2 separate regions of the Homo sapiens genome follow, and region 2 is linked to region 1. The links are chromatin loops, found by intact Hi-C in ENCODE. Cell type or tissue: dorsolateral prefrontal cortex. All regions are shown on one strand. Links, peaks and the distances in the headings refer to the core of each region. The heading gives the core; the rest is flanking DNA. Region 1 holds the start of SATB2-AS1 (SATB2 antisense RNA 1). Region 2 has its middle 17 kb from the start of LINC01877.

The links. Peaks named below come from ENCODE experiments on the same cell type or tissue, not always from the same donor. Only the 100,000 strongest peaks of a DNase experiment are listed, where the experiment ranks them.
Region 2: a loop joins it to region 1, with 2.3 times the contacts of the local background. A loop is called at or near these places in 4 of 110 quality-filtered maps.

Annotation. Positions count from the first base shown.
Region 1 is chr2:199,461,558-199,474,134 of GRCh38, reverse strand. It overlaps SATB2-AS1 (SATB2 antisense RNA 1), which reads right to left and starts at 6,037. Exons shown (of 2, transcript NR_026830.1): 1 at 5,874-6,037; 2 at 1,377-4,528. It also overlaps a transcript of SATB2 not described here. RefSeq lists a silencer at 2,408-2,597 and an enhancer at 11,055-11,820. In dorsolateral prefrontal cortex, for the core only: CTCF peaks have their summits at 2,310 and 2,509 (motif pointing left); DNase peaks (open chromatin) are centred at 2,504 and 3,110; H3K4me3 peaks cover 2,133 bases; H3K27ac peaks cover 2,274 bases; H3K27me3 peaks cover 2,500 bases.
Region 2 is chr2:199,582,377-199,599,058 of GRCh38, reverse strand. No RefSeq gene overlaps it. Among named protein-coding and RNA genes, the nearest start is that of LINC01877, 17 kb to the left of the region's middle. In dorsolateral prefrontal cortex, for the core only: no CTCF peak of the experiment used is centred there; a DNase peak (open chromatin) is centred at 9,585; H3K4me3 peaks cover 835 bases.

The DNA.
Region 1 (12,577 bases), core at 1,454-3,953:
CATTCTTCTCCTCAATTCCCAAACGACTTTGAAGAAGGGAAATCAATAAATCAATTGGTACTTTGTCCAATACCCATTTCAATGACATCACAGCACCATTTGCTAAAGATTGGACATTAGTTACGGAAAAAGACTGAGACACTTTCATTTGTTAATGTATCTCTGCCTTTGTGAACAAGAATACAAAAAGGAATAGTGAATTGACCTTGTAAATAGTAATTTTTGTTTTGATCCTATCAAAAAACAAAAAGGGGATAATTATAGAAAGGATGATAAAATATCATTTATATCCCAGGATTTATGATAAAGTCAGTGGGTGGTATATTTTGGGCTTATCCTATAATATTCCATTCAAAAAAATTTCCCTACTTTTGCTAAATCAATTTTTTATTAGATTTTTTTTTCAAATCTTATTTTAGAAATTCCTTCCTGTTGGTTCTTAAAAATGACACCAAAATGTGATATTTAAAAATCTATAAACAAACACTTAAATTAAGGACTAAGTTAGGTCTGGTTTTTGGAGAAAAAATACACAACTTGGGAGAATGCTTTTATAATACCAACAATCCCACCTTTTTCATTGTTTTGTTTGTATATTCATTCATTTAATCACATATTTGCATATATCCAATATTTTTTGTTTTGCTTTGAGACAGGATCTTGCTCTATTGCCTAGACTGGAGTGCAGTGGCACAATCTAATTGCAACCTCCCCCTTCAAGCAATTCTTCTGCCACAACCTCCTGAGTAGCTGGGATTGCAGGTGCCCCCCACCACGCCTGGCTAATTTTTGTATTTTTGGCAGAGACAGAGACGGGGTTTCACCATGTTGGCCAGCTTGTCTTAAACTCCTGGCCTCAAGTGATCCACCTGCCTTGGCCTCCCAAAGTGCAGGGATTATAGACGTGAGCCACTGTGCCTGGCCTCATATATCCAACATTATTAAACAGGGATAAAACAATAAAACTGGCCAGGCATGGTGGCTCACGCCTCTAATCCCACACTTTCAGAGGTCGAGGCAGGTGGATCACCTGAGGTCAGGAGTTCGAGACCAGCCTGGCCAATATGGTGAAACTCCATCTCTACTAAAAATACAAAAATTAGCTGGGCATGGTGGCAGGCGTCTGTAGTCCCAGCTACTTAGGAGGCTGAGGCAGGAGAATCGCTTGAACCCAGGAGGCAGAGGTTGCAGTGAGCCAAGATAGCACAACTGCACTCCAGCCTGGGTGACAGAGTGACACTCCGTCTCAAACAAGAACAAAAACACACAAAAAAGCAATGAAACTATATTTTTCTAGTCTTTCCCCCAGATATGTCAATGTTATATGTAACTTCATTCCTAAAATTCAGCCTCCCTTGGAAGCAACTGCTACACTCTTAAAGATCTTCCAGATTTTGCTTTTATTACAATAGTGTTAAAGGAGTATGCCTAACTAAGAACGACAAAATATGCGGGAACATAATAATCACAATGATAATGAGTGCTCTGTAGTCAAACTTACTGGACTGAGAGTAAGAAGAGGAGAGTTCCAGTCTCAGCTCAGTGCATGGGGCGTTTCTCATCTGGAGTATGATTCTTTGCTTCTACTCAGTTCAAGCTCCTCACCAGTAAACTTTAGGTTTCCTTCCAAGTTTGAAATTCTTTGTTTTTTATGATTCTCTTTCAAGAGGCCTTGATGACTTGGCATTAGGAGAGTTGTTATGAGTTGTGGGTTCCCAGCGAAAGATGGATTTGTGTATAAGCAGATCCTGCAGTCTTTTATCTGTGGGAGTATTGACCAGGAAGTCTCTGGCCGTTCAGCACAGGTGTACGGCCACACTGGGTGCAGTGGAGTGGTCTGCAGGTTCACAGTCTAACTGTTTTCCCCTTGACCTTGGTTTAGTCTTGTTCTCTAAATATCAGTCATACCTTAAAATGAAAGCCTGTAAACCCTTACTTAAGTCTATAGAGTCAGAAAGAGAGAGACTCTTTTGCTGACATTACTGCAGCAAAACTGGCAAGTCTCATCTGAGCTCCTATGCTCAGCTCCTATGCTGGGATCACCTAAAACTCTTGGAAATAAGTGACTTGGAAAATACAGTGAGAAGGTATTAGGTCACCTAAAATATTAAAAGGGCTCAAAATTTGTGGAACTGAGACTAATTCTAAACCACTGCTATACACATACATACACACTCGTACATATTTACATATGGCATACGTATATATATGGGCAAACACATGTAATGGATATATTATATATGGATATGGGCAAAGGAGGTGATCTCACCTACAAATTTTTCAACAATATTTAGACCTAGAGAATATAATTAGTTCTCCCCCATCTTCTTTGCTCTGCAACAACGGGGAATTAGGAGGGAGCTTGGCCGTCTGTTCCCTTCTCTGCTCATGGCGCCTTATCTGGAGAGCAGGTGGAGTCCTCCCGAGCTCTGTGCTGAGAGTCCCGGCCGCTGGCAGCAGGGCCGCCCCGAGGCCAGAACACAATCCGGCCTGGCGCCCGCGGCGGCTCCCCCTACCGGGAGTCCGGAGCAGCGCCGATGGCTTGGTCCCGGGTGGCACAACCTCTCCCAGCCGCCCGCTCCTTGGAGGCTTCGCCGGAGGGATCAGCGAGCTACCGCCCGCCGGGCCGGACCGCGCAGAGCGGAAGCGCTCCGCCCGGGTAACAAGCATTTTCCAGCACAAGAAATTAGTTGCAAATAAACATCTGAAACGCCGGTTCTGTAAACCAAGTGCCCACCGCACGCCTCTAAACGGGCGGGGCCGTGGGGGTGGTGGGGGTGAGAATGGTGGGAAAGATGCTGGGCCTGGGAAGGAGCCAGGGGTAGGGGTGGATGCAGGGAGGCGCCCCACCAAGCGCTCCCCGAGTTCAGAGGCGCTTAAGTTACCAAGGGATTAGGGCTGATCTCAGGAGAGGTAAACGACCATCCTTGGAACACGGAGCCCTTCTTCCCTGCCCGGTATCTGCGCGTGCCTTGGGTAGTCCGCACAACCCTCCCCAGCTCCGGATGCCCTGGGATACCCGGACCCAGGAGAGAGCGCGTCAGCGGGGCGCAGCTACTTTGCACTCGCCGATTCTGACACAACAGATAGTTAATTGGGGCCTTCGAAATCAAGGACTAAGGTGAGCAGAGGAGTCCCCCAGCCCCTGGCTGTAGCCTTTGGGACTTCTCTCCCGCGTCTTGGGTCAGAGCAGCGTCCGCAGCAAAGTCCTTTGGGGTGAAAGACCCGGGTGCGAATTAGTTTCAAAGTGGGAGGTTGCTTACACGTGAGCGGGGTCGCCAGCTCTTTGAAGGGCGCACGGTGCGGAGGCTCCGGCAAGGGTGCAATTCCCGTGCGCGTGTTAGCGCAATGCGCACTCCGCTGGGCCCAAGCAGTCATCAGTTCTGCCAAGTGGGTGCTGCTCCGGGTACCCACTGGTGTGGTGGGTAAGTCGGGAGCAGAATAATGAAGCGCATTACCTGGGAAGCCAAATTTGCAAAGCTTAACCCAATCCTCCTCGGGGGCACTTCTTGTAGAATAAGCTGTTGGTGTATAGCAGCCATACATTTAACAAATATATGGGCATAAAAAATGATAGAAAATAATAGGGTGAAGGTTTGACCCGCCACCAGGCTTCTTGCCCTCGCCTCTTCCGCAGGCCGAGGGCAGTTTTGAGTCAAGTGCAATACGCAGTGGGTGTCACCCAACCTCTCCTGGCTCTGCTGAGGTCGTGATCCCTCTGACCCAAGCAGAAACCCTCCAGCTTCGGAGCAGCCCGTCGCCTCCGTGCCCCAAGTTGGCATCCCGAGACCAAGCTCCAGGGAGTCGGGGGTAAAGAAAGGCCGATGCTCAGAGCGTCCCCAGCATCTTCCTGGGGATCCTCCGCGGCAGGGGCTGCGACCTGTGTGTGGAAGAGTCGTCTTAGCCCTTTCCGTTATGGGGCTCTCAGGCAACAAGATTCCACGGGAGACTGTGACGACCTTCTCCAGCTGCCCAGACTTTCTTGCCCGACTGGGCTGAACCCGAGCACAGAGACTGGTGTCTTCCCAGCCACACAATCTTGATTCCCAGCCGGGTGACCAGCTTGGTCTAGGGAGTGAAGGAAGGGGGTAAAGGGGAGAGGAGGAAGGGATTCGTTTCCTGTCTGCTTTCTTCTCTCTGCCTTCTCAGAAGCTGTGCTGTTACAGAGAAAAACTTTCTAAACTACCTCCCCATTTTTCTGGAAGGTGTTGCACACATCTCCCCTTCCCTCAATACACACAGCTTTCTCTACCCCCTGCTCCTCCCACTTTCCGGAAAAATGTAATAGGTGTGAACATCGACTAAGCCCAGTGTCAGTAGCACAGCAACAAGCTAATGTGGGAAGGGGTTTCGCTGGTGTTTATTTCTGAAGTTGCTGATATACTCGTGGCAAGGGAGCTTGGCTTGTTGCAGAGTACGAAGCCAAGCCCGGGGCGCCTAGGCTGTGAACACCTCGCGCGAACTTGGTCCGGCCTCTAGGTCCCTGGCCTCGGGCCCTTATGCTCTGCCGGGGGCCAGGATCAGGTTCCTAAGAAAACAGAAGAGTCAAATAAGTGATCTCGCTACTTTACGCTCCCTGCCCACCCCCACCCCCACCACCACTTTTCTTTTCTTCTTTTCTTTTTTGGTTGATGGTCTGTCTGTACTGAGCGGGTATCCCAGAGCTGAGGTGCAGGAGTAGTGAGCGATGCCGGGGCTGGCTTTCCTAGATTTAGGAACCGCCGGGGGGCGGAGGAGAGTCGAAGGGGCATCCACTTCTTTGGAGGGAGGACGCCGTTTACTTCCCGCAGACGACGGGCGGGAAGACCTCGGAGCTGAGGGCTTCTTGGGGTGGCTCTTTGAGCAGGTAATTCTGCGGCGAAATCGAGAGCGGGTGACTGACACGCTCGGTGACGACGGCCAGGCGGGGCAGCACCCTTTCCGGTTAACAAAATGATTAACCTTCCTGCCTTGCCTGTAGTGGGCTCTCCCCTCCTCCTTCACCCTCCCTTCCTCCGGGATTAGGGGGTGCTCTTTTCAAGGAGAGACTGGAGACTCGAGATGTGGGCCCTTTCTCGCCTCCGCGCGGCCTTTCCTCGGAGCCAGGCTGGGGAACCCGGTGAGGCACGCAGACCAGTCCCTTCGAGACGCCCGCCTCGCGGAATCGGGTTCACCGGCCCTGTCCCGCACGGTCCCCTGGGTCATCTCCCCCTGCAACCACTTGTCTGAAACTTACCAGATTCCAACCTTAAGGCAGGAAAAAAAGTGTTTCATATACAAACTGATCAGGGTATTTGCAGATAATTGCGAATGTCAAATACTCGGGCGTGATGACAAAGTGCAGAGATTGCCAGGGCCAGAGCTTGGCCTGAGGGGCGGGGGCTGCTGGCGGGGCTCCAGGGCCACCTCAGGCCTGCCCAGAGGCGGGCCTGCGAGGGGTAGAGCAGTCAGCCGCAACTGCCAACAGCCCATTTAACGAAGACGGCTGCTTCTTCTACCCCTCGGCTATGGAGCTGATTCATGGATTCATTCACTTAGTCTATACTGGAGCTCCGCTCAGGGAGGAGGTGCGAGAGTGGATACTGCACCAGCCCAGCTCTCTCTCCCTCACTCCCCACTCCTGATGCACAAATACCTCACTGCAAGATTCCCCACAGGTGGAATTGCTGGGCCTCAGTTGGATGCTTAGGCCCAAAGCGAAGGCCCTGCCAGGCGGTGCTCCCAGAGCTAATGTCCTGTGGCAGAGTAGGAAAGAGCTACAAGCCATTTAGGACAAACAAGTGCACCCTTTGATACTGAGGTTAGTCTTCAATAGAAATAAAGAGGGACATTAAAAAAAAAAAAAGGAAGAGGAAGAAACGAAATACTGGACCCACCCACCCCAGTCCTCCTACCGGGTTGCAGGAAGCCATCCTGGTGCCATCAGAGCCTGGGTGCAAACGGCCCACCAGAGCTGACCCTGCCAAGCTCTCAGTGACAGCAAAGGTGGCTGCTCTCAACAGCTTTCAGAGCAACTCCTCTGAGACCCTACTGCAGGCACACTCAGAATGTTTCAAGTGCCTTGGATTCTTAAAAAAAAAAAAGAGAGAGAGAGAGAGAAAGAAAAAGAAAGAAAGAAAGAAAGAAAAAAGAGTGGGGCGTGGAGGGTGGTGTTACTCTTGTTGGATTCCACATCTACTGAAAACTGAGTGGATCAATTATGGGTGATACCATGATGTTGGTGGCAAGTCTGGCTTCCCAGGCCAGAATCGCAGGGGTTTCAGGACCTGGATGCTGAGACCGAGAGGAGCAGTGGAGGCAGGGACACCCCATTCTGCATTAGGTGGCATAAGCTGCAGTCACTGAGGCCCTGGCCCCGGGGTCCTGTGTCCTAGGCCAACGTGGTGGTGGTGAGGGGGCTGGGAGGGGTATATTGCGGTAGGGATGCTGAAAGACCTTGACCTGACTGCCCTCTCCTTTCTGAGAGCTAAAGAATGTGGTGGGGATTCTTCCAAAGCCGGGAGAAGGCAAGACTAGTGTGTGCTAGTGGGTGCAGCTGGGCTGCAGAGGGAGGGAATTCCTGCCGACTACAGGGAGCCCTCTGTGCTTGTCTCTCTCCCCCGCCCTCAGCCCTCTTCCCCTTTCATTGAATGCCTGAAGTCAGAGCCTACCTGGAAACCCTCAAAATTTTACACTCCACTTGTCCGAGGTTTCCAATGATGACAAATTTGAAAAACGCTTCGGCTGAAGCCCGGCACCTAAGGCTGAGAGTTGGGGGGAGGGGAGGCTGTTGGATAAAAGCTCCTTGGAAAAGACACACTTGCCTCCCCCTTTTTCGCCACGCGGAAACTGGCCGGTCTGGACAAGGGATTGCGCTGGGCTAAGGCCTCGGGCTGGGGAGAGCTCCAGCAGCCTGAAAGCCGAATCCGCAGAAGTTATCCACCTGGCTCCTTAGCCACCGGCCAACAAGAGGGCTCTGGGCGTCCCGCCCTTCACGCCTGTATTAGAAAGGCCTGAGTCTGGCCGGGAGACCTGACTTGAGGTCTCTTGGGAGGAGCAGGGGGTGCCAGTTCTGCAGGGGACTTGCCCAGTTCCAGTGAGGCTGATGTAGAAAACAATAGCTCTGTCCTCAGCCTGGGCGGCCAGCCGGGGCCGCACGTGTAAGATGTGATTCTATCTGAGTTTCCAAATCTAAGTGCATTGATTGAGGCCCAAAGAGTTCACGGCGCATAACTGTCTTAATTAAACCTGCTATAAACAGACAAATCACTTCTTGTTCTTGTAAATAGAGCTTGGGGAGATGGCACAGGGTCTGGCAAAAGCCAGGCTTGGGGAACATTCTTAAAAAAGGAAAAGAGTACTGAGACACAGACAGAAAAAGAATAAAACTGGAGTATCCACATCTTCAGAAAATAGCTCAACTGAAACCAAAATATGCCATAGCAGGGAAGTAATGTGAGACACCCTAAGTTCCCAGAGCAGCTCAGTGGAGGCTGGTAGCCCAGGATGGGACCAATGGTGGAAAAGCAGGGAGCCGGAGAGACCACAGGTTGTTTGGGGGAGGACAGGTGCCCATTGCTGAGGCTCTGAGCTACTCTACTTGGCCCTGCACTTTCCTTGCCAATCCTTCCATCTTTCCCTGCCACTGATCTCAACTTCCTGATACTGAGAGACAGTGCTGGGAGGACAAGTACTCTCTCAACTTGGTCAGCTTGGGGGACAAGGGCTGGTCACCAAGAGCTCAGAGATAGCAACAACTGGGGATGATGGGTGATCATAGGAGTCCAGCGGGAGCAGATGGGAAGAAAAGTTGTCTGTGATCCTCTGGGAAAGCAGAAAATGGGGAGTATGTACACCCACAGCTCAGATTCTGCTGTCCCTAAGTGCCGGCAAGGGCTGGGGGATGATCTTGAGTAGGGTCAGGTGCTCCAGTGCCCCAGCTGTTGGGTGTCCAGAAGAGGTTAGGTGTGTGGTAGCTCTGGGAAGAATGCGCGAGACGTCCTTCACTTGGAATGTGCAAAGGGCCGGGTCTGTCTCCAAGTAACTCCGGGTCTCCGGAAGTTACCTGGCAGGGGCAGCCCTCAGCAGACTTTGGGTCTTACAGCATAAAACGAGACGAACTAAGGGGAGCCCACCACTTTTCTAGCTAAAAGTGGAAAGGAAAAGTTGTCTATAATATGTAAATACAGGAGATATGAGTGCACAGGTTTGGGTGGGTTCCTGGTAACTTCTGGAGCCGACTTTTCCCTGGTCTTGGTTTGCAAACTTTAATTCCCATTTCTTTTCCTTTACTATTTAGCATATGACTCTAACAATAATCTGATTCAGAAATACTCTTCATTTCGTTAGGCTAACATTGATAAGGAATTTAAGTTCAGGTAAATTTTAGCACAACACTTTTCTAAAAAGTAACTTTAAAAGTGTTTTTAACTTCCACACAACAAAAACGAAAAAAGTATATATCACTATGGTTGGAGAGAAACATTCTTAGATTGCCTTTATATTTCAGAGACTTTGTATAGGTGCCAGCAACTCCGCAGACACTAACAAATGGGTTATTTGCAGTTATTGTTCATGAAAGGTCTTTTATATTTTTAAATTACGGCATGGTTCCCAGGTGGAAAAATTCCTTACAATTAAGAACTGGTTTTCAAGAAGATTGGAAAACCAGAACAAAAATTACAACGTTTTATCATATAGAAGTCTTTACTGAAAACAACGGATATTGAGTGGAAGTCAGAATGTAATGAAAGTTAATTAAAATGCAAACTATTAGGGAAACACTGCAGATGTCTTTCTGTCATATCCAACGGGACAGTCTTTAGATATTCCACCCTCCCTTATATTATACTTGTATTGTGAGACTTGAATGGTTGTCAACAGTTTTCTGTTGACAGAAATAACAACAGTTCACCTTTGAAAACTCTTCACTCAAAGCTACAATGATGATTGCTCTCGAGACAAGGACTGCTGAAACAAATAACTTTCACACATCTACACTCACACTTGCACACCCCAAACGCACACGCAATTGCCGGTTTTTGAAAACGTTGCCTCTGAATGAGAAAGAGAGAGAGAGAGAGAGACTGAGAAAGTCGAACTCGAGCTTAGGTAACCAACAAACCCAATTACTAGGCTTTATTGATACTAAAAGGAAAAGTTCCCCTCGTAAAATTTCTCTGAGCTTATTAGTTATTTAAATCAGCCCCAGGGTTGGACGCGTGACGCCGAAGGCACCTTCTGTCGGCTCCTGGAGGTGAGCAGCCAGCGTCCCTGCGCCGACCCACAGCCCCTCGCTCCGTCCTGGGCACTTGGGGCGAAGGCGGGCGCAGCGAGCCGAGGTGAGCCACTGGGCAGGGGCGCAGGGCCCGACACGCCGGGAGAGAGCTCCGCGTGGCCTAGGGTAGGACACCGGGCATCACACTTTGGAAAGGAACAGGTCCCAGCCAATAATAAGGGAGTAGGCGAGTAGGCCACGCGACCGCGGGGCGCAGGAGCTCAGCCGGCCCGCTGCCTGGCTCGCCAGACCCCGGCCCGCTGGGCACCGGCCCCTGCGACCCGGCCGGAGCGCTGGTGTTCGCGCCGTGAGTCGGGCGCGGGGCGTCTCAGACCTCCAGGGCTCGCTAGTGTTTTGTGTGGGTCTGGGAGCTTTGCAATTGGGTGGGCACCAGGTGAATTTACACCTTTCTGGGTCGCTGTCTCAATAGTTGACAAGTCCCTCTGTGTGTGTGTGTGTGTGTGTGCGCGCGCGCGCGTGGAAATGGTGGTGGGGGTGTATGTGAACAGCTGAATTTATTGAAAATAAACCCCAACCCGCCCAGTGAAGTCCTCTAAGCCCGACACGGGGTTCCCAAGTCCGGATGTGGCTCCGGGACCGCGCGAGGCGATGCCCTGTTCCTCTGGGCTTGGCTGTAGGGCGGGGAGGGAAGGCACCACGGGGTGGGGGAGAACTGAGCCCGAGTCGCCGCCGTCACAGTCACTTGGGCCTTTCCCGGAGGCCAAGGTCTTGACGGACTGAAACGGTGTCCGAGGGGATTCGTGATACCGAGAAAACAGGCGAGGCGCCAGCTCGGGAAGCCCTCTAAGTTGGCCCCCACTCCTTACGAGTTTGGGCCGCCGGATACACTGCCCCCCTCGTCCCTGGCTCCAGTAGGTGTCTGGGACCGTGGGTCCCGCAGCGGGCTTTTTCGCCCTCTCCGCTTGGTTCAAGACCGGCGTGGGCCCATAGCCTCAAAGCGTTCGGGAGGCAACTGCGGTTTGGGCCCCCTTGCACCCGGCTGCCTGAGCTTGCCTGCCCCTACGAGGGGTGGGAGCGGATTTCTGGACGCCTGCTGGCCTGCCTGAAATTTGGGGTGCGGACCGGGTGCTATCTTGGGCTTTCCAGGTGTACTTTTCATTTCAAGGGGTTGGGACAAACTGTGGGCGTTCGTATTTTGCACGCGCCAGGGCGTTTTTGTGTTGAGTGGCCCGGTGGTACCCTGGGCCAGGGACCTGCCCATCCCCCGCCACATCCTTAACCCGTGGACTGCAGGCGACGCGGAAGGGTTGGCTCCGGGACGCGACCGGCAGAGCCGGCGCCGAAGGTTTCGGCCTCAGCCCACGCGGTGGCGCTGTCGGGAGAGGACGCTGGGGCTCCGGGCCGGGACCCGGGCAGTGACCCGGGCTCGAGGGTGGCGGGACATTGACGCCAAGCCGAGGCCTCGGGGCTCTTCGCAGCCACCTTGGGCCTGAGATCCTCTGCCTCACTCGGTGTTTCCCTAAGGAAAACGCGGCGGGTCGGGAGCGCCACCCGGGGCCCCAACCCCGGCAGCTCCGAGCTGGGGGCGGGGACGCAGCGGCGGCTCCTTCGGCGCTTCCTTTTCTTCCCCCACCCTTGCCTTGTTGTCCCGGTTTACAGTCGATTTCTACAAGTAAACTAGATTAGCAGGGCAGTCATTCTCTCGCAGCGTGGTTGCAGAAGGGGACCCACCTATTAAGTTCTGGGCTCTGCAAAAGAATGAAGGGCGCCCCGGGGGGCGTTGCCTGGTGTGGTAGGGTGGTGCTCCAGGCCGCAGGACCCTCCGTCTTCCCCGGTCCCCCGGCCCGCGGCCGCCGAAGGGACACCAGATCTCCCACCAACGACTCCCCCAGCTCTGAAACCTATCTCCTCGCTTTCTTCCCCCAGGGCAGGCAGTGCCCACACCCGACGCCCATCTCCTACCCCGGGAAGCCCAGTGCAGAAAGCTCCCCGTCCTCGCCTGAGGCAGCTCCTGGGCCGACCTTGGCAATTCCCTTCCCGCCCACCCGGCTCCTGAACGGTCGGCCCCACTAGCCCCAGACCCTCGGGCCTCTGGGGTGCTAGGCTCACCGCCTAGCGCAGACTCGTTGCCCACCATCCTTCCCCATCAGTCGTCCCTCTGAGGCGTATCTCTCTGCTCGGGCCGCAGGGGCTCATTCGCTTGGGGCCGGGAGGAGGACCTCCACAGTCTCTACCTCCGGCGGCCGACGGCTTCCTTCCCTCTCCGCCCCCGCCCAGACCCCCTGAGCTGCCGGGGGAGCCAGGAGTCATTTATCTTTGCCTGGCGCGGGTTGGGATTTGTCCGGCTCTGATGCCAACGAGGAAGGCGTGCGGATAACGAAGTAAGTGTCCCCCGCCCTGCGCTCCGGTCAGTCCCCAGACGCCCGGAGCACTCTGGGAAAGGGCTGAAGCCCACCCTGGGCGAACCGTCCTCCAAGGCGCGTCCCCCACTGGGGTATTCTGGCCCCTGGCTCTTGTCCTCTTGGCGCATCTGATTTCCAGTCTAAGCCCCTCGCGGTTATGCCGTCCGAGAAAGTGTTGGTCGCCAACTCTCCACGGACAGTCCGCGGCGGAAATTGGCTTCAGAGCTGGCGTGGGCTTCATTTGAAAGAAATGATTCCCTCCCGCCCTCCTCCCGCCCCCAGGAGGGCAAGCTCCAGGGGAAGAGGCAGGCCCGCTTGGGTTCCTAGAAGCCGTCGAAAGCTTTTGACGCGGGCGATTCCCATAGTTTTCCCTGCGTGTTCCAGGGTTGAGGGAAAACGCGGCGCAACTTTCCAGGGCTCTTTAAAAGGCAGGGTCTCTCTGCCTGGGTGACCGAACTTGAAAGCCATGGACCTTGGGGATGGATGCCGGGCCCTCAGAGCCCGGGATGGCCCAGGCGAGAGCCGAAGTCCCGCGCCCGGCACCCTGCACCCTCCACCCAGGCGCCCAGGCCTACGCTGTCCGGAGCGGGCCTCTAGGAAGGAAGGTTGACCAGGGTCGAAAGCACGCACAACAAAAACTTGGTGTCGACAAAGAGAAATCAAGAAACGTCATTAGAGTGCAGGCCATAAAAGAAGGCCTGACAGAGAGAAAAGGAGAGAAGATGGAAATAAGAAAAACCATACACCTTTAACACTAGCATATAAAGATCTATTGATTTTTAAAATAACAAATCCGTGTTTGTGAAAAACAGGCGGCCTTTTACTAAATTACATAAGGAAAACTTGGGAGGTGGGTGAAGAAAAGGGGAAAAGTCTGAGCAGATTCCCGACAAAAACGTCAGTTAGAAGGAAACTGAGGGATAAAAATGTCCCCCAGATGTGAACTCCATGTTTTGAGCATGGAAGCAAACTATCTCCT
Region 2 (16,682 bases), core at 8,329-10,828, 120 kb before region 1:
GAGATGGAGTCTCTCTCTGTTGCCCAGGCTGGAGTGCAGTGGCACAGTCTCGGCTCACTGCAACCTCCACCTCCTAGGTTCAAGTGATTCTCGTGCCTCAGCCTCCCAAGTAGCTGGGATTACAGACATGCACCACCACTCCTAGCTAATTTTTTTTGTATTTCTAGTAGAGGCAGGGTTTTGCCATGTTGGCCAGGCTGGTCTTGAACTCCTGGCCTCAGGTGATCCACCTGCCTCGGCCTCCCAAAATGCTGGAACTACAGGCGTGAGCCATCATGCCCAGACTCATTTTCCTCTTCTCACAAAAACGTTGAAAGTGAGAGAAGGGAAGTGAGCCCTTATCAATTCTTTCAGATCTTTTGCCCTGTACTTCCTCTTTTTCTCCTCCTTCTCCTGATTCCATTTTCTACTCACAGTGTAGCTGTCTATTCTTTTAGGCCACAGAACCAGGAGACATCTCTGAATCCTCTCCACACTATACCAATCACCCACTGTGTCCTAGGAGTCCCCAGGAAGAGTAGCAGATCAGGGCCTCATGGCTAAGTTACTCTCTCCTCTCCCATCTGAAAGACATTTTTGTTTGCAATCAGATTCATCTTTCTAAAGAGCAAAACAAATAAAATCATTCTTTTGCTTGAAGAAACTCAGGAGTTTCCAGTGACATTCAATACGTAGTCCAAAGATCCTTAGGGAAAGAAGGGGAGGGATCTAAATGTACTGAGAACCTTTTATGTGGCCAAGTGCTTTATGGACTGATTCAGTCAGTGTCCTAACAGGAAAGAGGTGGCACACTGAAATTAGGATAAATGAAAGATTTTATTTCCAAAGGAGTGATTTCAGAAGTGTTGGTGTAGGGAAGGAAAACCACAAGGGCTAGTGCAGTAACTAGGGGAGGGAGTAGTAAGACTAAGGGAATGTTAAAAACAAAAAAAAAACAAAAAACCCCTAGATATTTCCAAATTATTTCCTAGTAAGTTGTATCAATTTACAGTCTCATCAGTAATTTTGAAAAGTGTCCATTTCCTCACATATTTGCCAGCATCAAATGCTTTCAATCACTTTAATTTTTGCCAACTGAGTGAGCTGGAAGATTAAGAAATCTCATTGTTTTAATTGTATTTTCATGACTAATAGAAAAGAGAAACATCTCTCTGTATGTTTATTCGCCATTTGTATTTTTATAAATGGAAACTGAAGTTAAATAATTTTTCCAATATCACGCAGGTAAAGAGTGGCAAAATCAGACCCAAGAGTCAAACATAAATCCATCTACTCTTTAGCCTCTTCTATTTCCACCACACTATCTCTTTTCTGTGGTATGCCTTTCCATATAAGACCTTTCATATTCTGACCTTTAACTAACTTTCCATGTTTACCTTCCCTCTCTCCCTAACTCACCTGTAATTCTAACTTGTCCCTGAACATATCATGCCCTTTGAGACTTTGTTACTTTGCACGTTTCTCCCCAGCATTTTCCACACTTGGTAAGCCTCCATTCAGCCCTCAAACCCTGGATAAAGCTTCCACTAAGAATTATTTCTTGACTTCTTGAATTAACCTCCCGAGCACTCCATTTGTTTATATATTGTGGTTCACATCACATCACATTTTATTATGATTGTGATTACTTGTTACTCATCTGCCTCTTTCTCTGGACATAAGCTCTCTCCTCATGTTGTTTGCTTTGTTGTACTTCTGTCTCTCCTGCACTTTGCTCAGTATGGGGCTGAGAGTGTCTTAGCTCAGGCTGCTATAACAAAATACCATAGACTGTATGGCTTAAACAACATAAATTTATTTCTCACAGTTCTGGAGGCTGGGAAGTCCAAGACTAAGGTGCCAGAAGATTCAGTTCCTGGTGAGGGCTCCCTTCCTGGCTTGTAGATGGCCACCTTCTCACTGTATCCTCACCTGGTAGAAAGAGAAAAGGCTCTCTCATGTCTCTTCTTATAAGGGCACTAAACCCAGCATGAGGGCTCCATCCTCATGACCTAATCGCCTCCCATAGGCCCCACCTCCAAATACCATTACATTGATGGTTAGGTCTTCAACATATGAATTTTGGGTAATGCAAATCAGTTCTTAGCAATAAGTGATTGCTGAATAAATATCGAATTAAAGGTAAGAAGCTTTAAATTCCAAAGAAGAATACAATAAGGAAAAAAATCAAATCTGTGAAAACATATTAACCTTCTACAAAATATGTAAAATGCTATGCCAGCCAGCTTGGGTTAGCAGCTTTCTGATCTTTTCTCCCCTAAGACAGCCAGTCTTCTGATTCTCATGGCTCCTTTGCACTTCCACTAGAGGGTGCCCAAGAGAAAGTAGAAGACATCTATACTCAAGAGTTATCCACTGAAAAAAAAAAAGCTGGATTTCACTCCAAATTCTCTCAATGGAGTTTTGTTATCAGAGAACCTTCCAGTTTCTTCAACACTTACAAAGAGGGAAATTTCTTGTAACACTAAGTTTTGTATTGGATAAGTTTCTCTTTGTCATTCTTAATTTGCTCCAAGCTTTAGAGGTTTAAAATAAACTGAATTTTTCCTCTTCCCATGCATATTTCTAAGTCCTTCATTCATTTATTTCCAGACCATCCAGGATAATCATCTGTATTTGTTTCCTGTTGCTGTATAACAAACTGCCACACACTGGTGGCTTAAAACAGCACACATTTATTCCCTTTAGTTCTGCAGATAAGAAACCTAAAATCAAGACGTCAGCAGAGCACTGTTCCTTCTGGAGGCTTCAGAGAGATTTTGTTTCCTTGCATTATCAGTGTCTGAGGCTATCTGCATTCTCAGTTCCCGGCTCCTTCCTTGAAGAACTCCAGTCACTCACTCTGTCATCATGTCTGCTACTACCAACTCTGATCCTCCCATCTTCCTCTTTATAAGGACTTGTGTAGTTACATTGCGCCCACCTGGATAATCCAAGATAACCTCCCCACTTCAAGAACTTAATCACATTGGCAAAATCTCTTTTACTATATAAAATAGCCTATTCACAGCCTCTGGGGATTAGGACATGGACATCTGTGGGGGTCATTATTCAGCCTAAAGCTAATCTTAATTTCTGGCATTAATTGAGTGAATGCTATACAATGGGCACTACACAAAACACTTTATATACTTTCCTTGGTTCACTTCACTTCGCTGCCACTCCTAAAGGTTGTTTTATTATTGTCATCTCTGTTTTACAGATGAGGAAACTGAGGCAAAGAATTGTTAAGCACATTCATTCGCTCACATAGGTATATCAAAATCGAGACTGAGGTTCAGGTTGATCTCAATCTTAAAATTATTGTACCATTTACTCCCCAGACTGGATATTGTCATTGATAATTTGTTTCTTATAATTTGTATATTTTTACAAAAAGACTTTTACAGAAAGTCACAAGATGTCCAATCTACTCCCTCCTCTCTCTTCCTGGACAGCCTGTTCTCTTAAGCTGCCCCGGGCTTTCCAGACCAGAAAAATATTTAACAGATTCATTCACACTAAGGCACTAGAAGTTTAATCTGCCACCGGTCTCAGGAGTTTTTGCATTTTAAAGAAGGTTGGGAAGAAGGAAGGAAGAGAGAAAGCTGGAAGGAAGAAACTCAAGTGGGACATGCATTTAAACTTTGCTTTAAATAATAGATTATAAGCCTAGTATAAAAGGGGGCATATGATTTTGACCTAGGGGACACCCTTGCTGGGTGGGAGTCCCAGCCCTAAGCCTCTTTGCTCTCAAGTCCTTTTCTCACTTCCTCTGCTCCTCCCTGTATTTTACAGAGCCTATATCATCAGGGTCAGCCAGTGACAGCTACTGGTGGGAGGTTGAAAGGTAAGAGAAAAGGAGAAGCCAAAAGTATTTCTCCTCTGCCTAGGTCCACCCCTAACATTTACAGAGTCAGAGGTAAAAGGTCAAATGGAGATCCCATATCACATATCCAAATGTTTACAAGTTCTAAAACAAGCTAACAAATTGTTAAATAAAGCACATTCTAGCCTCCTACCTCATCAACTGTACTTTCACATCAACTTGAAGGCTAGTTTGAGTTAGAATTCTTGGACTCCAGGAATTTCACACCTGGACATGGTGGTATGGAAAGAGTTAACCCTGGCTCTGGGCTCTGCCACCCGGTCTAGGCCCTGACCCCAACCCTGGCCTCTGCTTTGGCCTGGCCTCTGGCCTGCCACCCACTTGCTTCTTGTGACCTGTCATACACACATATAGACATCACTGTCACCACGTCCAAGCTTTTTCCCCCTCCCCTCAAACACCTGCTCTGGGGCTCTTAGGCCATCTGAAATGAACACTGGAGGTGTGCCCCACTTGAGGAGAAGGCCAGAGGCCTGCACAGTCCCTGGGAGTGGGCTCAGGCTGTTGGGATAGACAGTCTCAGTGTGGCCTAGGAGTTACACAGGCCCTGAGGCCATAGGCACCTCCCTGTAGCCCCAAGCATTCCTCAAGGGTGGAGGACCCAAAGCTGGAGCAGGACGACTGCAGGCTCGTATCACGTGCAGACCCAGGTAGGCGGCCTTGTTAGCCCTGGTCAAGGGGCCATGCTGTCCCCTCTTTTTCTGCCTCAGGGGATATCTCAGCCAACTGTCCTTAGCTAGCTCTAGCTTCACCTTCTCCTCTGTCCCTCCAATCTAGGGGACCCCATGGCTTCCTGCTGTTTTTACCTCTGGGTTTCCTAGGTGTCCCTTGTGGGCTTCTTGTTCTCTTCCAGCGCCAGTGTAACCAATTCCCTGTGTTAAACTTACTTTGCTTTAAATGCTCAGAGAAGCTTCTATTTTCTTGATTGGATACTAACTGTAAGGGCAGCACGTAATGAAGGATTTCACCTAGGGCCATTTGGGAAAGGGGTCAAGTCTTGGTGCACTTCCCTTTTGGCATAAATGAACTTCAGAAGTTCCATGACACCGAGGGAAGTCTCTCCAATAAGGGAAGCCCCAATTGTCATCACCAATGCTAGCTTTCCAAAAATGTTTCTCAAAAAAAGGGAACAAACTTCCCTGCTGAAGTAGTCCATTTGAAATCTTAGGGAAAGAACCATCCCATTGCTAACCATTGCGTTTCTCCCCTTGACCTTGACAATTATTCACAATAGTTGCTTCTATATGCATGCTGCTCTTTTGCAGAACTTTATGAAAACCAGACTTTGTACAGTGTTCTAAGTTTTGCTGCATCAAAAAGAAGTTTAAATATTTTCATTTAATGTGGAAATATTTTTAGATGAGGAAGATGATTAAGTGTTGAAAATGTAGCGATTTGTTTGGCACAAAGAGAAAAGAAATATGAAGAATTTTTAATAAAAATCTGACCACAATGGTGTTGGAACACAATCTGTCTGAAATACAAGACAGATACTTTATCCCACAAGCTAAGCTGACTTTACTAATAGTTTTGGACAGTTACAGGTGTAATTTTAGCTACTAAAGGGAGCACAAATTGTGTTATAAGAATGCAATAGAAACAATGGGAAATGCAATTAAATTTTTAAAAGAAAAATTGAATATAAAGTTAGCAGAGCTAACACAAAGCATATTTTTGTAGCTTTTCACCAACAATGTATGTGAATTCAAGCTATTAAGAAAATCAGATTTACTTTGGAGCTTCACATGTGAAGAGTGTGAAGGTTGTTTTTGCTATGAGTGCTAGCTGCAAACATTACATAAACCTTGCACCTAATACAATTATTTTAGATATATTTGGTTTACATAATTTAATCCTTAAAGAAATACCAAAAAAAGAAAGAAAAAATGTTGATGGATCTGGAAAGAGGCCTATGCCCAAAACCCTTGCTTCTCTATAGTCATTGAGGATGTTTCTCTTTTTTTTTTTTTTTTGCCTACGTGGCTTTAATTTACCATTCTGAGACACAGTATGTGTGGAGAAAATATGTGGAGAAAAAGCTTTTATGTGTTTTTTTGATTAAAAAAAAATCGGTGCCACCAGCCCATGAGTGATCCTAAAATAACAAGGCAGTTATGTGTGTGTGTGTGTGTGTGTGTATGCTGAAAGGAAAACTTTGGGTAAGGAAATAGATTTAAGTTTCAAGTTTCCAAGGATCTATTTAAATGACAGCAAGGAAAAAAATATTGTAAAAGTGATGAAAAATATCCCAGCAGTATCCTTTCAGAAAGCCATTTAACTTCTGGTGGTTTAAGTTGTGCAATGTAATTTCTACAGCCTTTGAAATATGTGGGCACCCTCACTGCTATTTATGTTCCCAATACTTGGAATTGAATGCTCCATTAGGGCTCTGAGAAGACAGGAGTTTCCAGAAGAGTTTGGTAATTGCCCATTCATTACTCAAAAACAATGACAGGGAATCATCATCTCTTTCCCTAAGTAACGCTGGCGTGTGGTCTAAGGCAGGCGCAGGAAGAGGCAGGAAAGTGTCAGCTCTGAAGGCGTCTATAGACCGGTTAGGAATATTGTGCGTGGACTTAATGTGTGCACTGAGTCGAGCTATTACTCTGCTGCTTATGAAGGAGAAAGAGCTCTCCACACTGGTATGCTGTTAACACATGTGGGCTGAGGCCTGGACTCGCTGATAAGAAGGCTATCCCCACCTGTACCAAGGAAAGAAGCAACGACACACCTGTTCATTCTCTCTCTCTAAAAGTTTTCCATAGAGAGCGTCCTCTGTAACTTGAGCCTTGAGCAATATATATTTTTTTCTTTTAAGACAGAATCTCGCTCTGTCACTGAGCCTGGAGTGCAGTGGCATCATCTCGGCTCACTGCAACCTCCGCTTCCCAGGTTCAAGCGATTCTTCACCCAGGTTCAAGCAATTCTCCTCCCAGGTTCAAAGCAATTGCTCAGTCTCCCAAGTAGCTGGGATTACAGGCACGCACTACCATGCCTGGGTAATTTTTCACATTTTTAATAGAGATGAGGTTTCATCATGTTTCCAGGCTGATCTCTAACTCGTGGGCTCAAGCAATCTACCTGCCTCAGCCTCCCAAAGTGGAGAGATTACAGGCATGAGCCACCATGCCTGGCCAACGTGAGCAATTTTATTGGCAGTCAGTGACAAAGTGCACTACCCAAGCTGTATCTAATGACTTAGTTATCATACCTCCGAGAATTGTCATGGAATTGCAGACTCTGTCCCAGTAGAATCACCTTGCTGATGTCCTTTCTGCTTTTAAATCCCAGCTGTGTGTGCCATGTCCAACTGTGTGCAGTAGCTTAAAATAGTATACATTTTAAAACACTATTATAGAGACTTCTTAATTTTCATAACTCTGTGAAGGCTAGCAGGCAAACTCTCCATTTTACAGATGGTACAACTGAGGCTTTCTCTAGGTAACTGGTGCTAGGAGGAAACCTAAATTTCTTAGCTCCAGATGCAAAGCACTGTTGTTTCTGTGGATTTGGCTTCTTGTCACATTTACACTCTTGACCGCCTCTGAATTACAGTAAAGTTTATCATTGTGTTAACAGAAAATACTTTTTTCTTTTTGTGTCCATAGAAAGGGTTTAACTTACCGTTTTTTGAGTGACATTAAGAATTAGCAACATAGAAAATGATTTCCCACACCCCCACTCCCTGCCATATTGCCTTTTTCCTGGGATTATGTCTCAAACTGAATAGATTTACGAAGTGAGGTGGAGAAGGGTGTTTTGTGGGAGTTACACCCTCCTCCAAATACTTCTAGGTTGTAGTGTTTTCCTCTGAAGTAGATAGCTAATACTTAACATGAGAGGAAAAGATATTAAATATTATAATTAGTTTTAAAAAATATAAACAGAACCAAATCTTTAGCTCTTTGCAAAGTCTATGTTTTCTAATAAGCTTATTCCCCCATCTAGAGTTTCCCATCAGTGGGAATATTATACTCTTCCCATAGTATAGACCCTAGTGTGTGGGTGGAGGGAGGTTGGGGTCTTCTACCTCGGACACACAGGGTGCTCATTAGATGTTTTCTGATAAGTTATTGTGCTGGGGAGGAAATCTCCCATGGCGTTTTATTAAACGTTCTGGCTACAGCCTGACAGTCACAGTCCTTTTGCCCTTTGCTGTGAAGATCAGTGAAGGCAGTTGTAAAATGACCCAGTCATCAGACAATTTCAAAGTTTACAGCATGAACAATTGCATCTGAAAAAAAACTGGCAGAATTTTACATGCATCATATCTTACACTCTTATCCACCCAAATGAAGTGCCTCTTGAATACACTTTAAAGGCTAGATACAGGATAATTTCTAAAGATCATATCCAGAAAATGGAGTCATATAATAGCTCCATTTATGAGAGCTCATTGTGAAATAGATTTATATTTGTAGTGGGTCAAATAAAGGCCTGCCATCATAAGACCTCCTGCCTGGGGAAATAGGGTTAGCCTCTAAGAAGAGTGAGTCAGGCTGAAGGAGCTGCCTGTGTTTGAATATTTCTTCCCTCTGGTTCCACGTCCTTAATATTGTGCTTATACACAGCTGTGAATTTTTCTAAGTGTCAAATAAGAAATGAACAATGCCTGTGCTTGGTTTTGTCTCATAAAGGGTCTGAACAACATTAAGTGTCAGTGTTACATTGCAGATTGATGTCCCCTCCTGTTAACCTCTGTGCTCTGTGGGTCCCAAGTGACTCTGCTGGCTGCCAGCATCCTCTGCGTTCATGTGGCTCATTGGGAAATCCCACTGTTTTCCTGCCAAAGGGTTTGTTACCTAGGTTTAATTTCTGTTTGGTATGAAAAGTATAGTTAACTTGTTTCTGTGGGCTTTTTTAGAGAGATATGTAAAACCAAAGTTAGAGCAACGGAAAACAAACATTTAAGAAAGCACATAATTAGGGGATACAAACTCAAACTGGGGGAGGCTGATTTCATAAAGGGGATAGGACTGTGTGTGGTCAAAGAAGAGGAAAGAGTGTGTGTATGATTCGCCTGCTTTTGGAGAGCTGCCCCCCTTAGAACTGGAGTCCAAGGAGCTGGAAGTTTAAATGAAAACCTACAAATTGATAAGAACCAACAGCCTAAATGAATCTGATTCATAATTAAAATTGCAATTATTTTTTAGTTGCAAAAGCTCCAGTTATCCACAGGCTTCATAAAGTTACCAAATATTGCGATGCTAAGTCACTCCTTAAGAACTTCTCACTGCAGGTCTACATGGAGATGTTTTCTTCTAAGAGTCAGAACAGCATTGTTACAGAACCACAGGAGAGAGAGAGTGAGGGAAACGAACATTTAGCATGGTCCCTCTCCAAGAGGAAGAGATGAGAAAATTTAATAAAACAAAATATACCCACTCCCCAAAACATGGGACCATATTATTTTTCGGAGGAAAGATGAAAGAACTACGATTCTCATAAAAGCCAGGATGGTGCTGAATTTGGGGGGGTACAATGAGGAAGTTATTGCTGTGATATGGGTGGGTTTCTTCTATCTTTTTCTAGGTGCAAAGGCAGCAGTCATTTGAACGCCATCGAACAGCTTTCAGCTAACACAAAAGAGCAGACGGTTCCACTTATTTCTGAAATTAGATGCAATCATATCTGTGAATCACGCAGCAGCAAACCACCGTAATCTGCATTACAATACATTATCCTGCCACGCTCCCTAACTGCAGTCTACCGCAGCAACAGAAACACTTTGCGGTGACCTGCGCTGAGTCTGCCAAAAGCACCAAGCCACGCTAAGGCAGTAAAGCGACAAAAAAGAACTGCTTTCTGCTGCAAAAAAAGAGCAAATTATAACAGGAGTCAAGTCTCAGCTAATGCAAGACTAGCATCTTCTTGTTCACAGTTTGCATAATTAGATATCATGAATAGGTTTTTTATTGTTCTAAAAATACTCCTGCTTTGTTTAAATCAGCTATTTCCTTAACAGCATGACTTTGGTACCAGAATTAGTGAGGTAGTTAGGGCAGCAGCAGAGATAAGGTACTTTTAGTTAACATTTAGAAAAAAAAAATCTATGGATGATATTCCCCCCTCTCTTAGTAACTGTCAAAAGAGTCCTAGGTTTCCAACACCGTATAACAGGAGAGGCGGCCCACTGGAATGGCCTTGAGAATTGGGTCAGGGGTTTGAGGGTCAGAGGCACCCCAGGGTCCCAGAACTGATAAAACCAACTTTTATTACTTTCTTAAAATAAGACATTCAGAGCCACTACAAACCTCTTCAGGAATTAAAATGCTTAATACAGTGGGGCCCCGGGTAGCGGTACTTACACTTCAAATGATAACATTACTAAGTTCAAATCCAAGGGAAAAAAGTAAATTTTGTTTGTTTGTTTGTTTCACTGGTTTGAATCATACCAGCACTTCCCCCAACCTGGAAGAGTGAGGGGGCAGAGGGACATTTTACTGGGCTTCTTTATCTCCCACCGCTTTGCTGTTTTCCTTCTCATTCACTCATAGTCTGTGTGCTATAAAGAGTATCTTTCTTTCAAGGGAAGATGTGGGTGCCAGGCTCTATCAGTAACTAGTCAAGCCATTAAAAACTTTATTTTTCTTTTTCCTTCAGCCTGTGAGCTTGAACAGCTGCAGCTAAGGAGCTATAGTAGCAGTGACCAGTCCCTAGGGTCCATCTTGGTATCAAACACTGACAGGTCTCAGGAAGAGGAGGTCACAGCAAAATTATATATTGAATTTTTCCAGCCCCCTAGAAGCCCAGGAACTGTTTGGAGAGACCTGGGGCCAGGCAAACTCCCAGCAGCACTGTCGCTCTTCTCACAGGCAGTAGCTGCAATTGGTCAAAGCAGTCCCCAGCAGAGACATTTGGAATTACTGTCTCTTGGTCTACGTAGGACAGTCCCGATGTTCAATTTGACAAAACACCATAAAGAGAATCCAAAGGGCAAGGCTCATGCAATTCTTGCATGTGCCTTAAAATGCACTTTTAACCTTTGTGGTTTTTAATTTGCACTAATGATCTATAGGCTTCCAGTGACTGTGACAAAGAAAATGGCACTGATGCTTTTATTTTACTTTAATGTAGGCATTAGATAAAATGCATTTACCCCCAATTATTGCATTTATATTGAAGTTTTTATTGCTAGTGAGATTTCTTTAGACCTGTGCATCATTTCTTTTTGTAAAAGAAATAATATCCATCTGAATAATATTGTAATAAATGATGTATTGTGACTACTTCTGTTTCTGGTAGAAAAAGTTAGCCCCAAAGCCTCCTTACTATGGTTTCCAGATTGTGGTAGCGTGGGAGCTCAGTGAAATCATATAACTCATCCTTTCTCCTCATCAAAGTCATAGGAAAAACGGGAATACCATCTTGGGTCAGACCCTTGATGCATTTTTGATAGATAGGGGTGTCAGGGGTTATTTTCACAATATCACATCAAGATCACTAAATACATTCTCCAGGTGGTTCCATCTTCCCTTCACAATTTGAACTTGACATCCATGATCCCATCTAAATAAACAGGCTTCTCAAGTATTTGAGGTAACAAAGTTTTTAAGTTCACTATGAAACGTGAACTTCTTTTTACCTGATCTAAAACTACGGTTTCCTAGATCTGCAGATCTAGGCTTAGGTAAATGAGTATTGACACTTTTCATGATTTCTTTAACTTTGATTAGTGTTTATCTTCCCAGTTAGAAATGTGCTGCTTTTGCAGTCTAATCTTGGCAAAGAAACCCCTTAAAACCCAGGATTATTTTTCCACATCCCTCTATGGATAAATTTTCAATTTGTTTTGTATTTCTTGAGCTGTCGTAACCAAAACTGCATATAGCAATCCAGGTGGAGATAAACTGTGTTGTTGTACACAAGTAACCTAACACTTGTTCACAGTTGTTATTATCTCCTGGTGTTTGATCTCCTATAATCCAAGTAAGGTTGTCCTTCATGTTTCCAATGAAAGATACTTTTTAAAAAACCAACAACCTTCAGACCTCTACACATAAAAATCTGAGTGCGTATGCCTCATATTAATATATACTCCATTGGAATAATCAGGCACTGTGTTTTAATCAGTAATATGAGATGTAGAGTAAGTCTAGCTATTGTAAATTATTTCAAGGGACAGTTTAAAATTTTACCAAGAGGGGGAATGTTCCAAAGCGTTAGACTCTATTGAAGCATAAATCCTGACATAGTTTAATTTAATTGTATGTAAGCTCCAGGATAAGGTTTGAGCATATTACAAAGTACCCTACGATCTCTGTTTTCTTATTCAAGGCCTGGGACATCTGTTACTGATTTCTTGTGCCAGAAAAGGTGACAGCAGTCCAAGTTAGGGAGGGTGGAAGCATAGATGGGGATAATTCTGTATTGTTGTGTCCAAGGGGGAAAAGTAAAGTTTCACCAGGCAGGGCCTGATGTGGCACAAACTCCCCTTCCACCCAGTCCTTTCTTCAGGGCCACTGCCAACTCATGCTGCATTTCTCATGTTGATTATAAGTGAAGCTTTGGCAAGGGGGCATTCTGGGTATCAGACAACCACATTATAATTCTACTGAAAAGGATTCTTATTGTTTCTAAATTACCGGTTATAGTAAGCAGCCCTCATGTCTTGTAGGGGGTGCATTTTGAACAAACACACGTAATCTTAAAGCTGATCTCTGCAAACAAGGGAGAGAGATCACCTGTGTACCTCAATATGCAAAGTGGCTTCTGCTTCAAAAGTGGACCTGTTAAGTTACTGAACAACAATTAAAGAGCCCCTAGGATACATGTCGACAATGACTATGTGAAACCCAAATTGAGTTTTCTTCTGGTAGAGGACACAGCACACTTTTGCCACAGCCCCACAAGGCAACAGAAGCCATCCTGTATTGTTCTATTGTGCTTTCCTGACCTGAAGGGTATAAGCTGTGTGGAACCACTTGCCAGGGTCTCCACTATGGTGGCTCTGTCCCTTCAAATATTCACATTATGTAGCATATTGTCTTCCCTGAGAGAGACTGGTAAATGAAATGCAACTCAGGGACTCAAGGATGTTAAGATGGCATTGAGATTCCTCTGTCCGGTGGATATTTTGTATAAGTGTGCTGTCTACTAGACCTGCATTTTGATTGAGTCTATGCAATCAACACATCACTTGTTTTCTTCAATTTACTTGGCTGACTCCAAGACCTTCTTTAATTCCTCAGAATCTTTGAATTTTGTTTACTGAAGTACAGACAAAAATCACAAAGGCAAGTGATACCTCTCAGAAACAAGGTATGTTATCTGGATTGCAGCAGGTTCTGAATAATAATGGATTTAAGAAGCAAAACCAGAATGTCATCCACTGTGGGTACCATTCCCAGCAGGTCTGGCCTTTCCCCCAGGAGAAGACCAAAATGTCAGTTTCCCTACACTATTGTGGTCACTGTTGTAACACGAGAGGATAATAGCTAGGTCTTTTTGGTTTCAAACAACTGATTTATGATGCAAAACTGCTGAATATTTCTGGTAAGGGAATGCATTGTTCTTTTTGTTTTTTTTTAAAGTTGAGACCTTGAATATTTGACCAGAAATATTGAAGACCATCTTGCATTCTAGATAGTATTGCTGTTTCATTTACTGTACAAAGCAATTGCTGGCTCTTTGATCTTCGTTCACCCTGCTGTATCTCCTGGTTCTGTTCCTTCTCTGTTCTACTGTAATCCAAACATGTCATGTAACCCATCTTTTTCTGTTAAGGTACCTTTTTTATAGCTGAAAAAGGAGAGCTTTCTTGTTGATGGGTTTTTTTTTTTTTTTTTTTTTTTTTGAGATGGAGTCTCGCTCTGTCACCCTGGCTGGAGTGCAGTAGTGTGATCTTGGCTCACTGCAACCTCCGCCTTCCAGGTTCAAGCGATTCTCCTGCCTCAGCCTAGTGAGCAGCTGGGATTACAGGTACCCCCCACCACATCCGGCTAATTTTTGTATTTTTAGCAGAGATGGGTTTCACAATGTTGGCCAGACTGTTCTCAAACTCCTGACCTCAAGTAATCTGCCCTCTTCGGCCTCCCAAAGTGCTGGGATTGCAGGTGTGAGCCACTGCACCTGGCCCCTTAATTAGCTGTTTTGAATTAATGGTTGAATTTCTTTCATGTTTCAGAGAGCAGAGCATTAAGAATTATAAGTTTAAGGACTCAAGTAAGATTTGCAGATGTTGGTAAGTAGTCACTGTGTCACATATATGTATATTTAAGTGTAGGAAGCAGGGAAGTGGAAAACAGAGAGGTGCTTATGGGGGATGAATGCATATAATGTTTGAAGAACTGGAGAGGAGAGACAGGTTTACAAACCACAGCCACACCTGCCATGTCCAGTGCCCTATCTAGGCCTTCAATTAGTAGTGTAATCTGCTCATTTAAATAGGCCTCAGTGGTTTCTCTCTACAAAGGTCTTCTTGGCTCATGAAGTGGAGATGGGAAGGCTGTTGTGTTTGACCCTGGAGACCAGGTTCTGGTCCCAGTACTTCCACCAGCCAGGTGGGTGAACTCTCAGGTCTTTGAGGACTTTTTGTTTCTTCTGGAAACTGAGAGTCAGGGCTGAAATAATGTCAGGAGAGCTCACTCAGCTATAAGAATCTAAGAGCATCTGTGTATCTTGGCTGCTTTGAAGAGGTTGTACAAGCCAGAGAGAGAGCCCTCTGGCAGCTGGAATTAAGTAGGCCTGTAGCTGAACATGAATCCCAACATCTGAACATTGGTGGGCTGAGGTGCAAAGGTGGAGTGCAAGGATATGTTGCTGACTCTTTTGACCATATCAGAACTATGGGAGAAAAACAAAAGCACTTGTTCACAGGCGAGCATGCACCAACATAGAGATGTGTCCTCTCATGCCCGTAGATCCTAAATTAAGTTCTATTAATTTTTTGGAAGCATTATGAAGTTAGGGAGCAGTGTGCAGAAAGAGGACCAAAGTCAGTTTTAGAATGTTCCATCACTTTCCATTTCGGCCACCTTATTGAATCTGACTGATCTCAGTTTTCTTTTCTATATCTATGTCCTAAGTGTTTTGTGAGATGAAAAAAGGTTGTATATTCAAAAGAAAAGTGCTTTATAAAATAGTTTACACAACATTATCATTGTCCAATTATTACAGCCATATTTATAGCTAAACTCAAAGCATTCCCCATAAAGCTTGGAAGTCCTAAGAGAGACAAGCACTCCCCAACCATTGTGGAAGCCACAAGTTCTGTTAATTCCACAGGAGGCATTTGCAAAACGTTATGAGAGAACTCTGAGCCTTCATAAATCATGCCCCTTCCACCTAAGATGACAAGACTGTGCTCGTAAGGAGTGGAATGTCAACACACACATTTTACAGTTGAGAATACGTCAAGTCCCCACAGAGATTAAATGACATGCCTAAGTTCACACAACCAGTTAGCAGCAGGACCCAGATTAGATTCTTGGGCTCCTATTGTCCAATCATTCTTTTTTTGTTAAAAAAAGAAACTTTCCCATGGTAACACTGTTTTAGCTACATCTGTTAAATTTATGGGAGTTACCTTTAGGGTGAGTGATGATGAGTACCCCAAGTCGTTGGTATTAATTACCTAAAAAATTTGAAAAAACGATAAAATGGAAAGTGAAATCAGGTTAGAGCAAGAAGGAAAAAAGAGAAGACCTTAGCATCTTTTTCTCCACAATGTCTACACTGCTAAATATCACCTAACTTGCCCCTGAATGTTGGGGGTGTGGAGGGCAAGGGAGCACTAGAGGCATGTTTATTTGGCAGTTACCAGTGGATAAGTGAATTCTTTCTAAAATTTCAATTTAGGGCCAAGATTTATCTAAATATGTCACTGTTTAGACCACTAAAAAAATATGGTATAAAAGTTCTGATTCTCATTTCACAATATGTTAATCTTTCTTTACTTATTCCTCCCAAATGTTTTTAAAACAATCTCTCTCTGGGACAATTGGATCCTGCGTATCCTGTCAAATTCTGGTAGAAAGCAAATTTTTATAACCAAATTATAAAGCTTTCAACACTGAGGCTTATTTATGGTGGAAACATTGACAGAATATTAACTATAGTGGCTTCAGTGATACATGTTCCAGTGAGGCAGAATTTCCAAATTGGGCAAATACTAAAATTATTTAGCATCTATTTTAATGCCCTTCTCTCAACATCGTGCACCATCTCCCCATTTCAAGAGTATATGATCCATTTTTGGAGTGATTTTTTTTTTTAAGATCTGACATCAACTTTATACATCATTTGAATAAAAGACCTGGATGTTGCAAATTTTTTAAACTAAAACTTGTTCTAGTTTCCCCAGGAATTAACTTTAAAAACAAGATATGGCAGAGCACTGTCCTGTAACCACTTGATGTTTGATCTTAAATTTAACTCTCATTGACTATGACCAAATCTTCCAAAAGAAAATAATATTTTGCTTTTACCTCTGAACCACAGTTAGGAGGGGAAGGGGAAACTCAAATTCAACCCTTCCTTTTCAAAATTACTGAGTCCGAATATGGGTCTCTATGAGGAAAATTTCTCCAACAGGCCAGGCAAATTTTCACCCATTTGAACAACAATCAAAATGCATAATACTTCTCTTTCCGAAGTCTTAACAAGCACCACAGACCTATGTTATGCTTTATATTTAATGAAAGAAAAAAAAAGATGGCTAAGAAATTGAGGCACTGATGGAAATAACCAGCCGTTGTGTAAAGTCTTTCAAAGCCCAGGGACTTGATAGCAGGAATCCCTGCTCCCAGACCACCTCCCCAGATCTAAGTGGTTAATCAGACAAGGATGCCATTAGGGTCTGAAATTGTTCATG